Regions from separate parts of the Homo sapiens genome. Here region 1 is linked to region 2. The links are chromatin loops, found by intact Hi-C in ENCODE. Cell type or tissue: Calu3. All regions are shown on one strand.

Evidence for each region. Peaks named below come from ENCODE experiments on the same cell type or tissue, not always from the same donor. Only the 100,000 strongest peaks of a DNase experiment are listed, where the experiment ranks them.
Region 1: it touches region 2 in a loop (2.8-fold over the local background); 2 of 110 quality-filtered maps call a loop at or near these places.

What each region holds. Positions count from the first base shown.
Region 1 is chr15:91,558,317-91,566,316 of GRCh38, forward strand. No RefSeq gene overlaps it. Among named protein-coding and RNA genes, the nearest start is that of CRAT37, 99 kb to the left of the region's middle. In Calu3, no CTCF peak of the experiment used is centred here; DNase peaks (open chromatin) are centred at 3,155 and 3,565.
Region 2 is chr15:91,943,381-91,951,380 of GRCh38, forward strand. The region is part of intron 2 of SLCO3A1 (solute carrier organic anion transporter family member 3A1); the gene reads left to right. Among named protein-coding and RNA genes, the nearest start is that of SLCO3A1, 94 kb to the left of the region's middle. RefSeq lists an enhancer at 6,699-7,571. In Calu3, a CTCF peak has its summit at 3,753; DNase peaks (open chromatin) are centred at 2,915, 3,651 and 5,081.

The DNA of each region.
Region 1 (8,000 bases), 390 kb before region 2:
TAACTGCAAAAATAATGTAATAATTATGACTAACCACACTGGTTTAAGTGAATTTACAAACAATACATTTTTCTTCTTCTTCTTCTTCTTTTGTTTTTGTTTTTTTTTTTGAGACAGAGACTTGCTCTGTCACCCACACTGGAGTGCAGTGGTATGATCTTGGCTCACTGCAACCTCTGCTTCCCAGGTTCAAGCAATTCTCCTGCCTCAGCCTCCAGAGTAGCTAGGACTACAGGCATGCAGCACCACACCCAGCTAATTTTTGTATTTTTAGTAGAGACGGGGTTTCACCATGTTGGCCAGGATTGTCTCCATCTCTTGACCTCATGATCCACCCGCCTCGGCCTCCCAAAGTGCTGGGATTACAGGCGTGAGCCACTGTGCCTGGCCAGCAGTGCATTTTTCAAATGAAATACCATTAGGCATTTTAGTGGGTTGAATGATCACAACCGAAAAAAATAGGTAATTTTTTTTAATGTGATCTTATTTCATGAATGTGATCTTATTTGGTAAAAGGAACTTTGCAGATATAATTAAGGATCATGAGATGAGATCACCTGAATTTCTGGCTGTAGGCAGGGGAGCCTAAATCTAATCCTGTGTCCTTATAAGAGAAAGACAGAGGAAAATTTGAGAAGGGGGAGAAAGGAGTGAAGATGGAGGCAGAGACTGGAGTTACACAGCCACAAGCCGAAGAACACCCAAAGGCCCCAGAAGTTGGGAGAGGCAAAGAATGGATTCTCCCCTGAAGACTTCAGAAGGAACATGGCCCTACTGACACCTTGATTTCAGACTTCTGGCCTCCAGAACTGTGAGAGTAAAGGCCTATGGTTTTAAGCCACCAAGTTTGTGGTCACTTGTTATAGCAGTCCTAGGAAACTAATATAGGCGTTAAGTGAACAAAGACCACAGAACTCTCTTTGATAACCCTGCCAGTCACGCGGTCCCAACCAGTATGATCTCATCCCAAACAAAGGACCAAAGATCTATTATGTATTTTGTTTTGCCAGCTTATTCAGAGTTGGCTTTCAGGAAAGAACTACATCTTGTTTGATTGAAAATATTTTGAAACATCATTCACCATCTCTGATGGTATTTATGGCTCAACATTCTTTATAGCAACAAGATGAATACTAAATTAGAAGCTTATTTCAGAATTGTGGTGGGCCTGCCTTCCACACACTGACAGGGAGAACTAACTTCTTCAAGGAAGAATAAACAGAGGGAGATAGCCAAGGGATCCATTCTAAGAGATTTTATTTCCTTAAGCAAAGGTGGCCCTGGCTTGGACATCGCAGGAAGATTGAAGTGCCATCCTTGTGCCAATAAGAAAAAAGAGGCAGCCCACATACGTCGGGGTTTTGGGTTTGAGGTATGGTCCTATGATAAGACAGGTAATATCCTCTTATAAATAGCATAAAAGGGAAAAAAAGGAGAAAAGGAGAAAACCACAACATGGAAACTTCACATTTACTTTAGGAAGTCAGAGTAAATCCAAAGATCAGAGAACCTGGCATAGATCTTGTTAACATTTTGAAATCAGTTTGTCTCCAGTAATAGTCCTAAAGTGTAAGTATTTTTAAAAAAATTCTTCTGAGGCAATTGCTTCCCTCCCACAAACCACTTAGCAGTACAAGCTTCTTGGTTTTAACTTCAAACATAATGTGACAAAAATGTATATTTCAAGGACAAATTATGATGGAAAAATAGATCATTGTATTTATCTTCTACAGGTATGATGAGAGGATTATTTGATCATTTCTACTGAATCATTAAATCAGAAAGATTGCAAAACATTCTGTGAATTATACATGCAAATTGCCTTTAATAACACCAACATTCAGTTGCCTCTGGAATCTAATAAAGAAAATGTTTTTGGTCCACCCAGCAGCATTTATGTAACAGGGCCAACATGAGACATAACAGTGACATTTGAAACGAGCTTCAAATGACATGAAAGCCATTATAATATGACAGTATTATGATGATCTTATTAATTGCCGTGGACATCGTTAGGTACTTTGTTTATTAGACAATTCCAATTGTCTAATATTTAACATTTTAACCTTTCCAATTCTTCCCCTAAATTTTTAAAAACTATTTTAACATGCTAATTTATTTTTTGGGTTTAAGATGGATCTGAGCTAACATTATCTCATTTTAGGAAGCCAGGTAGAAAAATCAACTTTCCCCATCACAAGGATTTATACAATTCCTGGGGATGGACTCAGGCTGGACTGGCTTGGATCACATGACCATATCAGGATCAATCACTGAGGCAGCTGGCGGGGTGGATCCTCTCTCTAACTGGGAGCCCTTCTCTGGTCCTCATGTTTCAAAGGAAAAGACCCATCTCCAAAGAAAAAGGTGGCCATGCTATTAGCAGAAAGGACTAAGGGAAGGAGCTATTCAGAAAAACACAGGTGCGTGCACACACACTCAGACATATACACAGATGTACTTAGACAGACTGAAAAGATACTGGAAGAAAGTATAGTGATGTTGTAATCCCAGCACTTTGGGAGGACCATGATGTCAGGAGATCGAGACCATCCTGGCTAACACGGTGAAACCCCGCCTCTACTAAAAAATACATAAAATTAGCTGGGCATGGTGGCATGTGCCTGTAGTCCCAGCTGTTTGGGAGGCTGAGGCAGGAGAATTGCTTAAACCCGGGAGGCAGAGGTTACAGTGAGCCGAGATTGCGCCATTGCACTCCAGCCTGGGTGACAGAGTGAGACTCCATCTAAAAAAAAAAAAAACAAAACAAAAAAGTATAGTGATGAATGTGTTAGCCACAGTTCTGGATTATGGAATTACTGGGGATATATAATCACATGTTGTTTACTGTACTTGTCCCAGTATTAAGCACTTTGCCTTTTTATACACAGAAGTGATAAGACTTCACTAACACTAGTTTGTTATTGTAAATAAAAGGGGGATTGAAAGCTTTGGCAGAGGTAGAAGAGTTCCAGGCAGTAAGAGAATCGTGGGTGCTCTGTGATCCTCAGAGAAGACTTCTGGCAGGTCAGAAACAGATTGCTTTAATGGCGTAAATGAATGGTCACTCAGCGATGGGGAATAGCAGCTCCTGGAAAGGGCTACAAGGTGCTGCCAAACCGCTGCCCCTTCTTGTTTCACCTCCAGTTTATTCTAAGCAGGGGCACGTGTTTTTCTCTTTTGGTCTTGCTATTCTCAGTCTTGGATTACACATCTCTTCTGACTCATTCATCCATTCAAGCTCAGTTGAGAAAGGTTTTAAACCTCTTCCTCTGACAAAGAATCCTTTATTTAAATATGCCTCCTACCCACGAGAAACAAAGCAGGATTCAGTTACCAAGTATTCCAAAAGCCATTGTTTTCTAAGCGTTTGTCATGTGCGCACATTATTTTATTTCATTTAATAAATTCTGGGTTGCCATTCCAAATTTCAGATGAGGAAATGAAGACATGGAAAAGTTGTGTAACTTGTGGAAAATCATACGGCTTGAAATGACCTAACTGGGATTTGAACGGAAGTTGGTTCCAAGCCCATGACCTCGAAAAGGGAGGGCCTAATACTGCCACATCATAGCTATGTTGTTTTCAGCAAGTCATCTCCACCTGAGTCATAATTTTCTCGACTGTAAAGTCAGAATATTTATACATCCCACCAGCCTGTTGCACTGGCTCTTGGCAAGTTCTATAAGATGACACACAGAAAGGAACTCTGTTCATAATGGATCATGCCTGCACACGTGTGATATTTTGTCCACAGACTGAGCCTCTAGGAGACTGCCTACAGAGTTTGGAGGCACATCCAGTAAAGCTGGAATGCTAGGAAATTCAGGGGGTTGCACAATAGGAGGAAGGGGTAAAATGATGATACTAATAGACTGAGTCTGCAGGTGTGGGTTGGTAAGATGCTAGGCAGAGTCTGGGCAAGGTCAGGTGACCAACTGTCCTGACCTGGCCCAGGACTTGGGGATTTCTAGGGAAGTAGGAATTTCTGTGCTAAAACTGGGAAAGTCCTGAGCAAGCCAAGATGAATTCACTTGGGGAGCTTTGAGGACCAGGCAGCTCGATAGTGACACCATCCATATCTCATAGGTGCCAGCCCCTTCTTTGGCCCTTTTGGAAGAGCAGAGAAAAGCGTGCATTTCCAGAAATAATGAGAGATCAAGGAACCACACTCAGAGAGAACTGTAGTGATTCTCCCCCAAACTCATAGCACCCTGAAAGTGGACTCTTCAGAAGTTTCCTCAGGTCACAAGCCCGTGGCCATCCATTTGGGACATAACACTCAGTCTTTTCCAGGGAGGAGGGGAGGGCTCAGTTGGGAGTCAGAAGCCAAGAGAGCAGGCATTTCGAAGTTTGCACACAGCCTTGCATTTGAATGCTGTCCCTCTGCTAATTCACACTTTCCTTAAAATGCACGCTTTTCCATAGGGTTCCTATGCCTTCCTGACTAGTGAGTTCTTGAGCTCTCCCGTCTTTCTTGTGTGGTAATGTTCAGGCAGGACTGAATACCCAGAGTGGACCTGGTGCAGAAAAAGCTGTGACTCCTACCCCAGCCCACAGTATTCCTATTTAGAAAATTCTGCAATCTTATTTTGACACTCCCCAGCTCTCCATGTGAGAGCCAAATTGCCTGGGTTCACATCCTGCTGTTACAAGTTCTTGCCAACTGTGTCCCAGTAAGCAAGTTACTTCATCCTCCTTCCCTATTTTTCTCATTAGTAAAATCAGGGTGATAATTATGATACCTAATATAATTGGTAGTGTGAGGATTAAATAAATTAATACATGCAACGTGCTTAGAACAATGTCTGGAAGCTAGTAAGTACTCAGTAAGTATTAGTGTTTATCAGTTTTTTACCTACCTACTCATTGCACTAGGGTGGTATTCTACCACTTTAAAAAACGAGATTTAAAGGTTCCCTTCCTTAGTTTAGTAGAAGGAGCATAAAGTTTTGGAGGTGTGTGGTTTTTCTCCAACATTGTGTAACTCCTGTAAGTTTCAGTTTCCTGGTCTGCTAAATTGGGCTAAGAGTCCTCTGAGGAGGATTCAACGAGATAATACACGGCCATTCCCTCCTTAGGGCCCCATATTGCTTACACTCTATCTACACTAGAGCATTGAGTATCCTATGTTATGTTTGTCACTAGACTGTGAGCCTCTTGAGAGAAAGGGTTGTATCTTTTTTATCTTCCCATTTCCAGAGCTTTACTCTGCCTGGCATGAAGGGAGAATCAAATCAATGCATGTCTGCTGAAGTGACGGCACCTAGTACAATACCTAGCTCGTATTAGAGGATCAATGAACTATGGTTTTCCTCCTAAGGTTATAAAGCCAGTCAGTAGCATAAGAGGGCTAATCTTGACATTCTGTTCCTTAAACCGATTAGTAAAGTTACCTTACAAGGAAGATTATTGAGGAAGTGATTATAGAATGCCTTTAGTTCATGAGCAAAAATAGCACTTAAATAGAGGTTCCATTAGACAGTTGATCTACCTTTCTATTTTCCAAATTGGGCTTTCTGTAAAACATCCATTGTATTTCCTTCAGTTTTCAGTTTCAGTACATTTTAGACGAAGTGGAAACCCTCAGGACGCAGTCATCAATAATTCTCAGTAAGAATTCTGGCTCCTCCGTAATTGAATTGCCCTCTCCTGCTAATTTGTGTGCATCCATACAATATATCCCTTTCTTCCAACTAAAAACATCACTCATTGACATTGCTGAAAATTCAGAACCAAGATGGAGAAGTGAAAAGGGCCCAGGGGATAGAAGAAATTAAATTGGATGTTTCCTCAGAGTTAAGGTATTTTTTCTTCCTTTACATCTTGGTAAGTAGTCACTTTTGTGGTGATAGCAGTGGTACGATGGGAGCATATATGATGGGTAACATTTTATATTCGTATATGTCACTGATACAGTTTGAAAACAATTTTAAGATGCATGAACAGTATTTTTTCTCATCAGAAGTTTTTGGTCTAAAGCTATTCTTCTCAGAAAAAACTGACTTTCTAACAGCAACTTCTTATACAGAATAACCCTTGGCTTCGTACCGTGTATTCCATTGGTGTAGAATTAGAAAAAATTGAGTCTACTAGAATATAGTTCTGTTACTGCAACCTACACTTATAAGCCCTCAGATCTTCTTATACAATTTCAGAAACTCAAACACTCCAGTCCAAAATAATGAGATGACGGGCCACATTCAAAACTTGAAATGGAATATGTGAGGAAGTGAAAACATTTTTTCCAAAAAAATTTAAACAGTAAAATAGGGTGTGCCTTTGATTTAAATTCTGAATGTTTGAAAATGTAAGCAATTGATTCTTATCAGCCTCCTTCATACAATACTTTGTTTATTTTTCCATCTTGACTGTCTCAGTTATTCTGTTTCCCATTTAATGAAGACAGATTTTGTAATTCTTGTTTCATTAATGTTGGCCTCTCGAGTCTGATTTAGCCAGAATAGCTGTGATCATATGCAGAATTTAATAGGGAAGGGAAATAGCTAATTACATATGTTATCAAAGGAAGCCAGGAAGTGCCTGGAGAGAAGATACATCCGTAAATCTCAGAGTCACACATCATAGCACAGAGTATGGAGCCTGTGAGAAAGAACTAACTGTGTGGCTGATGTCAAGGTTTCATCCAAGCTAGAAAATCTTGCATAGAAAGCACCCAAACTTGTACTTGCCTTGTTCCCTTCTGGGCTCCCGAATTGTTATAGGGCTTTTGAAAAAAATTAATGATACAAATCCTGCATCCCAAATAGGATGACTGTATAATCACAGAACCAGCAGGAACTCTTAGCAGTTCCCATGATGTGGACCAAAAGCAGGACCAACTCCAGGCAGGCATTCTATGGGAAGTACACAATGACATCTCACACTGCCTCTCCCTCTACTGTGCCCCTGCTCTCCCTCCACCATCCCATTACAGTTTTCTCTCATCTCCTCCTTTTGCATTCAAGTGTAGATCCACGTACTGGATACCAGGCAACCTTGGGCATCTACACCAATGACTTCATTTCACTAAGAAAAAATGAGGTCAGAGTTTATGAGTTTGGAACAGAACCTACTACTCATAAGTGTCAGAACTCCATTTGTTGAATTTTTCTTTCTAACCAGTGTCAATGGTTTTTATTATTTTATTTTTTGAAATGGAGTTTCACTCTGTTACCCAGGCTGGAATGCAGTGGCGCGATCTCAGCTCACTGCAATCTCCGCATCCTGGGTTCAAGCAATTCTCCTGCCTCAGCCTCCCGAGTAGCTGGGACTACAGGCACAAACCACCATGCTTGGCTAATTCTTAAATTTTTAATGGAGATGGTGTTTCACCATGTCGGCCAGGCTGGTCTCGAACTCCTGACTTCATGATCTGCCCACCTCGCCCTCCCAAAATGCTGGGATTACAGGCATGAGCCACCCTGCCTGGCCATGTCAATGGTTTTTAAAGTTATTATAATGTTCAACATTAACCAAAACATGTTTTAGGAGTCCAGAATCAGTTAATAGTCATTTCACACCGAAGATGAATTGATGCTAATAGGAAGAGGGGCATGACCTCAGAAGTAACTACAATATGAGGCTACTGCTGCAGAGAAGAGGCAACAGGTCTGCCCTCTCACTTGCAGCAGATGTGACTCCCTGCATCTCTGTTTCCAGCTGCTTTACACTCCTGCAAAAATAAGCCAGGAGAAGACAGTGGTTGCTACAGCACCTTCAGTAGAATAAATTTTTTAGAAAGATCCAGTTGCACTTTCTTTACTGTCACAACAGCCTTATGAAATTCACAGCTGTCATATATTCCAGGACTATGATATTTTTCATTTATTCCATTATTTGTAAGTTTACCAGGTGGTAGAGCCAAGGTGGTGGGGTAAAGTAATGGAGTGGTGAGTTCTATCCTGAGGCCAAGGTTGTTGGCAATCTCCCTGAACTTCTCTCTATCCGACAGCTGCTTAAGGGTTACCATTCCCATTTCCGGTGGTTGAAATTGTACC
Region 2 (8,000 bases):
CAAGGTTCATCCAAGTTGTAGCCTGTGTCAGAATTTCCTTCCTTTTTAAGGCAGAATCATATTTCATTGTAGGTGTAAACCATATTTTGTTTATCCATTCATCTGCTATGGACACTAGGATTGCTTGCACCTATGGCTGCTGTGAATTAATGCTGCTATGAACCATAGGTGTGCAAAATGTCTTTTGAGTTCCTGCTTTTAATTCTCTTGCTTACACCCAGAAATGGAAATGCTGGATTATATGGTAATTCCATGTTTAATTTTTCGAGGAACCGCCATACTGTTTTTCATACCCAGTGCATAATTTTCATGTCTCATTGTTGATAAAATAGAGGTGACTAGGAGGCTCCAGGAAGAAGCCAGAGCCCCAGAGGACACAGAATGGCCTGGGAATGTATTCCCTCCATCTGTGCTAGGTCATGATTTGGGCATCGCTGGCTTCCTCTCCCCAGAGGCCAGCTCTTGCTGGATTCCAATGACCTGGTTCCCTCTTTGTGCCTCTTCAGGGCTACCCTCTGGTGACTGCCTCCCATGTTGCTTGTCTTGGGTGCCTTAGCATCCCTCGGTGGGTCCCTTGGCTCTGCCTTCACTTCTGTCAATAGACCTCCATTAGCTGCTCTTCATTGGAAACTTTTGAGCGTGCCATTTGCTACCTGCACATCTTGTCTGATATAATTACTAGCAGGATGACCTTGGGCACATTGCACAACCTCACTGTACCTCAGTTTCCTTCATCTATAAACTGCCTCCCTAGGGTTGCTGATGTATGTTGATCTATTACAAAGGACTGAAAACAGCCACTGGCACATAGGAAGCCCTCACGTAAGTGTTCACCATTATTTGTATGATTACCATATCCCTGTGCAAGGTCCCTCCTAAGATGTAAGCTGCCTTAGGTCTCCAGGGCTCCCCCTTTGGAATGTGAGCCCCTTACAGATTCAGTACCTGATTTCTGGGCTTCGAGGCAAGACAGACATGGCCAAGGGGAGAAAAGCAGTATTGGAAGGATGCTCCCAGACCTATCCACCAAAGTGAGACAAAGCATTGGGTGAACCCTCTTCTCAGTACCAGCTTCACAGAATAGTAAGCAGCTGCAGCGTGGGGCTCAGAGTGGCTTTGGCTTCTGTGCTTACTTAGCAAGTGATCCGTCACAAGTCCTGCCAGCTCCCTTTGGAACTCTGTCACCCCGCTCAGCCATGGACAAGCAGACAGCCACGGATATTATGACAATGCAAGTCCTGGAGGGTTTGCATCTCTGATATGGAGGAGTCAGAGTAATCCTTCCCACTCTCCCCCGAGATGCTTTTCAAAGAGGAGCCTGCTTTGAGTTCTGAACATCTGAGTCTTTCACGAAGGAATGTGGAGAAATCGAGGGGGCTTTTCTTCCCTGCAGAACTGATGATGGCCATCCAGAGGGGGAAAGGCACGAGCAGGCTCCCTCTCTCTCTCTTTCTCTCCCCCTCTTTTTTTGGGTGCAACAGAAACCTTGCACTTCCCTTAAGCTTTCTGTAGTACATGTTAAGATTCCTCTGCCACGCCCAAATTTCAACTTTTCTCCAATATTCTCTTTAACTTAGAATGAGGACTCAGGCCCTAATTGAATTGTCTTTGAACAGTTTTTGTTCTGAGCTATGAACTGTATATTCCCTTTATTCACCCAACAGATATTTATTAAATATTTTTGGTTGGGCATGGTGGCTCATGCCTGTAATCCCAGCACTTTGGGAGGCCGAGGCAGGCGATCACGAGGTCAGGAGTTCGAGACACCCTGACCAACATGGTGAAACCCTGTCTCTACTAAAAATACAAAAATTAGCTGGGCATGGTGGCGTGTGCCTGTAATCTCAGCTACTTGGGAGGCTGAGGCAGGAGAATCACTTGAACCTGGGAGGCTGAGGTTGCAGTGAACCTAGATTATACCATTGCACTTCAACCTGGGAGACAGAGTGAGACTCCATCTCAAAAAAAAAAAAAAAATTACGTGGCTGGCACTGGATTCTGTACTGGGAATGTGATGAACAAAGGAGATAAGGACCCTGGCCTCGTTTACATTCTAATAGGGAAGACAGCCAAAAGTGAATGAATAAGTGAATACGTAAACAGACACAATAGCGGCAAGTTGTAATGAGTGCTGTGAAGGGGAAACACCGAAGGCAGCAAGGACAGCATATGCAAAGGTCCTGTGGCGGAAAGGGAGAGAAAGTTACTATGCCAAAATAACACCCCAGGGGCAGAGGGAGATGGAGAGTTGGAGAGGTGGCCACAGCTGGCCCCACAGGGCCTGGCTGGCTGCAGGAAAGTTTCAGAGTGCTTTTCTGAGTGTAATGGGAATCCACTTGCAGGGTTTAGGTAGGAACAATGTGATCCGATGGTGACTGGCTACTGTGCTAATGGGTCTGGGTGACTGATTTGGAGGCGACTGAAGATAACATGTCACCCTGGGCTACCAAGGAGGCAGAGAAGGTTGGAGAGATTTTCAAGGCAGAATTGAGAGGAGTTCCTGATGGATTGTGATGGAGAGGGAGGGAAGAGAATTTAGACAATGAGAAAAATCCCAGATAATGCCTAGAGCTTTTCACTTTCTCAAACACTCATCCCTTTTCCCTCTTATTTTGATTAAGCACTATCTGTCATTTTCTTTGAACATATAAATATCACTTGGTGATAGCGAAGTAAAAGCATCAGGCATGATCCTGCACTAGTTTGTGGGCATGGATTCAGTATGGACTTCTTACTTCAGGGAGTGTGTCCCCAGGTCACCTTGGTTCTGTGGACGCTGAGAGCAGGCCTCTTGTAATGCAAGTGCTGAGAAGACTTAGAGATAATTAGGGCAGCGTCTTCTCTGCGGAGAGGTTGAGCCACTCAGCTGGTGTCACCCAGCTGGTCAGTGGCAGGGAGCCAGGCTGCACGTCTTTGATTTTTAACCTACACTCTCACCAGTGAGATCAGCCCTGGGCAGCCTGTGAATCTGATCGTGTTACCTTCCATTGATTCCCAGATACCCTGTGTTCCAGGCAGTGCCAAGAACCAGTGAGGAGCACTCCGGGCCCTGGTAGACAGAAACATCCTTCAGAGTTTATGGCAAACAGGAGAGATTTGAAAGTGGCCAGTATGTAGGGAAATGGTTCAGTCAGTTATGTTATATGAAAATGATGGAATATTTCCCAAATATTAGGTAGTGGTCAGAAGAATATTCTGTAACTTTGGAATGCATGTGGTAGAGAACCAAGTGAAAAAATAGGACTTCGTAGTATGGGTTGAGTGTGCAATGCACTTAAGGAGAAGGACTTGGGAGGATTATACTGTTTCATTTTTCCTAAATATGTCTATGATGCAGTTACATGAAAAAGGAAGCATGCTGTCAGAACCCCCAGTTCCCAGTTTAGTTGTCATAATGCTTAAAGGCCAAGGGGTAAGAGCAAATGACTGGAGTTACCAAAATTCCCCTCCGAGGAAGGGCAGGTCGGCGTCCTTCTGCAAACATTCTTCTAGCCAACGGAACCTGCCATTGTGGAATGGCAAAGGTGGGGACCTGCCGTGCGTGCTGCTGGAAGAAGTTTATAATCAAATGTGTCCATGAGTCCAAGACAGGATGAGTCAATGGTGCTCACGGAGGACTCTTCCATCCCCAGTCATACCCCTTAAAGCAGCACAAAGCAAGCTCCTGTCATCGGGTCCCGAGTGACCACAGGATGTTATTTTGGCCTTTGGCCCTGTGTATTTCCTTCCCTGGCCTTGAGAGGGCTGTGGAGGGCAGATCAACAGGGCAAAGGAAGCTTCGCTCTTTGAAATATCCATGCTTGCCCCTTCTGGGACCTCCCTCCTGGGTGCACCTCTAATCATACGACCCCTCCTTGTCGAGGACCGTCTTTTCCGAGGCTCTGTGGCATATGGTGACGATGACATAGGAAAAGCAGCTTATCTTTGAAATTCAGCTTGTGAATTCCAATTCTGTGAAATTGTGGGAATCCTCAGGCCTTTCCCGAACAAGCTCCCGTGCTCTTGGTCTGGTTGCCGCTGGCAGAGTTAGTGTCTTTTAGCTTCTCACTCAGGTGGTGCTTTGTTGCCTGGACAAGCTATACTCCTTCTTCCCTTTTTTCTCTGCTCTGGAGTGTTTTTGTGGGGTGAGGAGAGCTCTTAAATCCTTCTAGGTCTTGAGATGATGACACTAGGAGCCTGGTCATTGTGGGCAGGAAGTAGACTATAGATAGGGCCGACAGATCGTTGCCTTCGGCCTTTGTCACTTGTTTAACCCACTTGAGTGTTTATTAAAAATGTGAGTTAGTTCCCGACATTCACTCTGGATCTAGGCTTCTCCTGGAGCAATAATAGCTGAAGCCAGAAGCGTCTGTGCAGCAGCTAGACGGGGCAGGTTGCTCCGATGGCCCCATTGCCCTCCCAGACTGCTTTCCTCGTTAGTACCCCCTGCTTGGCCCTAGCAGCCAGGTGACTTTGGGACCCTGGGTCGGTCTGTACACTGCAGAGTGCTGTCTTGGATCCTGGGGCTCTTATTGACACACAGCTGCTGGCAATTCCCCTTTGGCCCCCGTGCAGGTGACCGAAAGTGACTGCAGCCCAGTTAGCAGGGGCTTTTCCAGTTCCATGTGAGAATTGTTTATCCTCCCAACTAGGTGTTCCAGCAGGGCCGTGGGAGCAGAAGCAGAATTCAGATGACAGATAGACGAATGGAGATAAAATAGAGATTGACTTCTGCATTCCTTGCTCAGCTTTCCACACCCTAATAAAAGTCTGAGCCAGAAAGTGGGTGGAAGCCCTGGCCCTTTGTTACCTGCCCTTTGTTTCAGTGCCATGCGGCTAATGAATGCCGACCTCCGGGAAGCTTTTTCCACTCCTGCTTGGCGCATGAGAATACAACCAGCTGGTCCCTCCACAGTGGGCTCAAATGTGACCCTGCGTAGTGCTCCTGGGAGGTGCATTTGAGCTGTCCTAGAAGGGCTTCCAGAGCTCGAGCTGTTGCCAAGTTTAGAAGTGGCCGCATGTGTGGTGCCAGCCACAGCATCCTATTCCTGCAGATAAGCCTACAGGCTCTGTAGGAGTGCCGGCATGCACACAGCACCACCTGGGTGGAAAGCAGCAGTCATTGGTTAGGAATTTGGGGATTTTCTAATCTAAGTGTTCTCCCAAGGAAGTGCAAGTCAGGAGAGGGCCGAATGTGCACGAGACTCTGCAGGAAGGCTGAAAAACTTTCAAAACAGTACAGGCAATTAATCAGGGATGCCTGCATGGGCCACTCTCTGGTGCCCTGTGTTTACAGACATGAGGGCTGGGTTTTCCTGCCCTGAGAAGAGAGGGCCGTCCAAGGAATAGGAGAGCCATGGCACAGGAAGTGGAAAGTCAGTCTGGGATGTAAAGTTGGAAGTCAGGGTCCTTTGGGTCCTGTATCCTGACTAATGACCCCAAAGATATTCTGGGTGGCATGTGCCAGCCTCCTTGCCAAGTGTCTCAGAGCCTGCAGAGCACCATCCATCCTCAATTCCTTTAATAACCTGAGGAACCTGTCATCCATTTAGGAATCAATACTTTGGTTTTTTTTTTTTTACTATTATTTCTGCTTACCTCACCTTTTGGGGGAATCATTCCCTCCATTTTTATCCCTGGTGTAAACTTCCCTGCCCTCTGGCAGATGTCATTGTTATCCTTGAGTATTTATGCAGTTCTGATGTCCTTACTGAGTGCTGACCCTCTGCATGCAGGTATCTAGGTGTGGTTGGGGTGGGTGCATCAAAAAGGCTAGACTGTGTGCAGCTGCTTCTGCACACAGATAACTCTGACACACACCCAAATTGGCATAGAGACTGGCGCTGGGGGGAAGGATGTGACCAATAGGACCAGACTGTCTACCTGGGTTCAAATCCTGGCTCCACCATTTCCTGGCTGCATGATCCGGCACTAGGTTTCTCATCTGTTAGTGGGGATAAGGGTAGTACCCATGCGGAGGGCAGTTGTGAGGAGTAAAAGAGTAACTATACTGTAATCCCAGCACTTTGGGAGGCTGAGACAGGCAAATCGCTTGAGGCCAGGAGTTTGAGACCAGCCTGGTCAACATGGCGAAACCCCATCCCTACTAAAAATATAAAAATTAGCCAAGCGTGGTGGTATGTACCTGTAATCCTAGCTACTCCGGAGGCTGAGGCACAAGACACACTTCAACCCGGGAGGTGGAGTTTGCAATGAGTTGAGATCGTGCCACTGCACTTCAGCCTGGGCGACAGAGTGAGACTCTGTCCCCCCAAAAGAAGAGTAACTGTAGGTGAATTGCCAGCGTGGTTCTGGGCAGCTGTGAAGCCCTATGAAAGTGTGTTGGTGGTTGCCTTTAATATAGAAGGCAGATGAGCTTGTAGTCCCAGCTACTTGGGAGGTCAAGGCAGGAGGATCGCTTGAGGCCTGGAGTTCAAGACCAGCCTGAACAATATAGTGAGACCCCGGCTTTAATAAATAAATAAATAAGCAAGCAAGCAAGCTGAGCGTGGTGCTGCACACCTGTGTTTCCAGCTACTCGGGAGGCTGAGGCAGGAGGATCACCTGAGCCTGGGAGATTGAGGTTGCAGTGAGCCCTCATGGTGCTACTGCACTCCAGCCTGAGCAACAGAACCAGACCCTGTCTCTAAAAAACAACAACGAAAAGAAGGCAGACTGTGATGGATTCTATACGGAAGAGATAAATGCCCTGCTGTGGAAATGTAGAGGAGGAAAAATTAGTCCTGACAAGGGAGGTTTTTAGGAGAAAGGCAGATTGAAGCTGCCCCTGGGGAAGAAAGTTGTAACAGGCAGAGGAAGCAGCTGGAATGAGGTAGGGAGGCCTGATGGTATGGAGTCTGCATGCTCAGGGCTGCCTGCTGTGGCCAGAGATTCGGGTGTGTGTATTGTGGAGGGGATTGCAGGGGGCTGGGGAAGCAGAGATCAGTCTGCAGTGGTGGGTGAAGACAGCCAGTCGTGTTGCACGTGGGACAGGGGCCCTGGCTGGGCAGGCAGGGGGAGCCCAGCCCTGTCACTGGCCATTGATCCCAGGCCTTGACCAAATGGGGTCTCTAATCCCCAAGGGTCCCGGTGGGTTATTAGGAAGGGCAGATGAGCCCCTGCAGGGGAACGTTGTGCAGTATGGCAGGCGCACCCCACATGGGTGTGTGATCCTTTGTTTTTTTGCTGCAGGCTCCATAATGTCATCCGGTCTTTCTAGCCTCCTAAGAATGAGGTTCCTAGTTCTTACCTAATTTCTCTTCAATTTCTCATGCACTGCATCTTCCCGCTGTTTATTTAATGTACATGTTGTCTGACTTCATTTGGTTCTGTATTTCACAACCAGTCTGATTGCTCTTGTCCCAAGTCATTGCTTTTTGGGGTGAGGGCTGATGTGTTGTTGAAAGTCTTTGGCAATGCTTAATTTTATGGTATGTGCAATGCTAATTCTGCCTTTAGTAATTTGATGACAGAGACTTCTTGGGAACCACAGCCAGGGAGCCACCCTTTACTCCACCAACAGGTGGCTTATATCCAATCTGAGAAAGAAAGAAAAAAAAAAAAGTATTTCTCTGGCTTTCACTTCATTTGACAGGTGAGCTGAAGCTATTGTGTGTATTCTCTTAGTAAAGTCAGTTCCCACAGTTCCCTGGGGGTGATGTGGCTTTGAGGTAAGAATGAGGTAACAGACTTAAATGTACATGATTTTATTGAGATAGAATTCACATACCACAAAATTCACCCTTTTAAATTGTAAAGTCCTGTGGTTTTTAGTATATTAACAAGGCAGTACAACCATCACCATTATCTAATTCTACAACATTTCATCATCCCCAGAAGAAACTCCATTAGCAATCCTCTCCCATCCCCTGTTCCCTTACCCTCTGGCAACTGCTTATCCACTTCCTGTCTGTGGATTTGCCTTTTCTGGACATTTAATATACATGGAATCAGTGCAATACGTGGTGTTTTGTGTCCAATTCTTTCACTTAGCATAATGTTTTCAAGGTTTATTCACATTA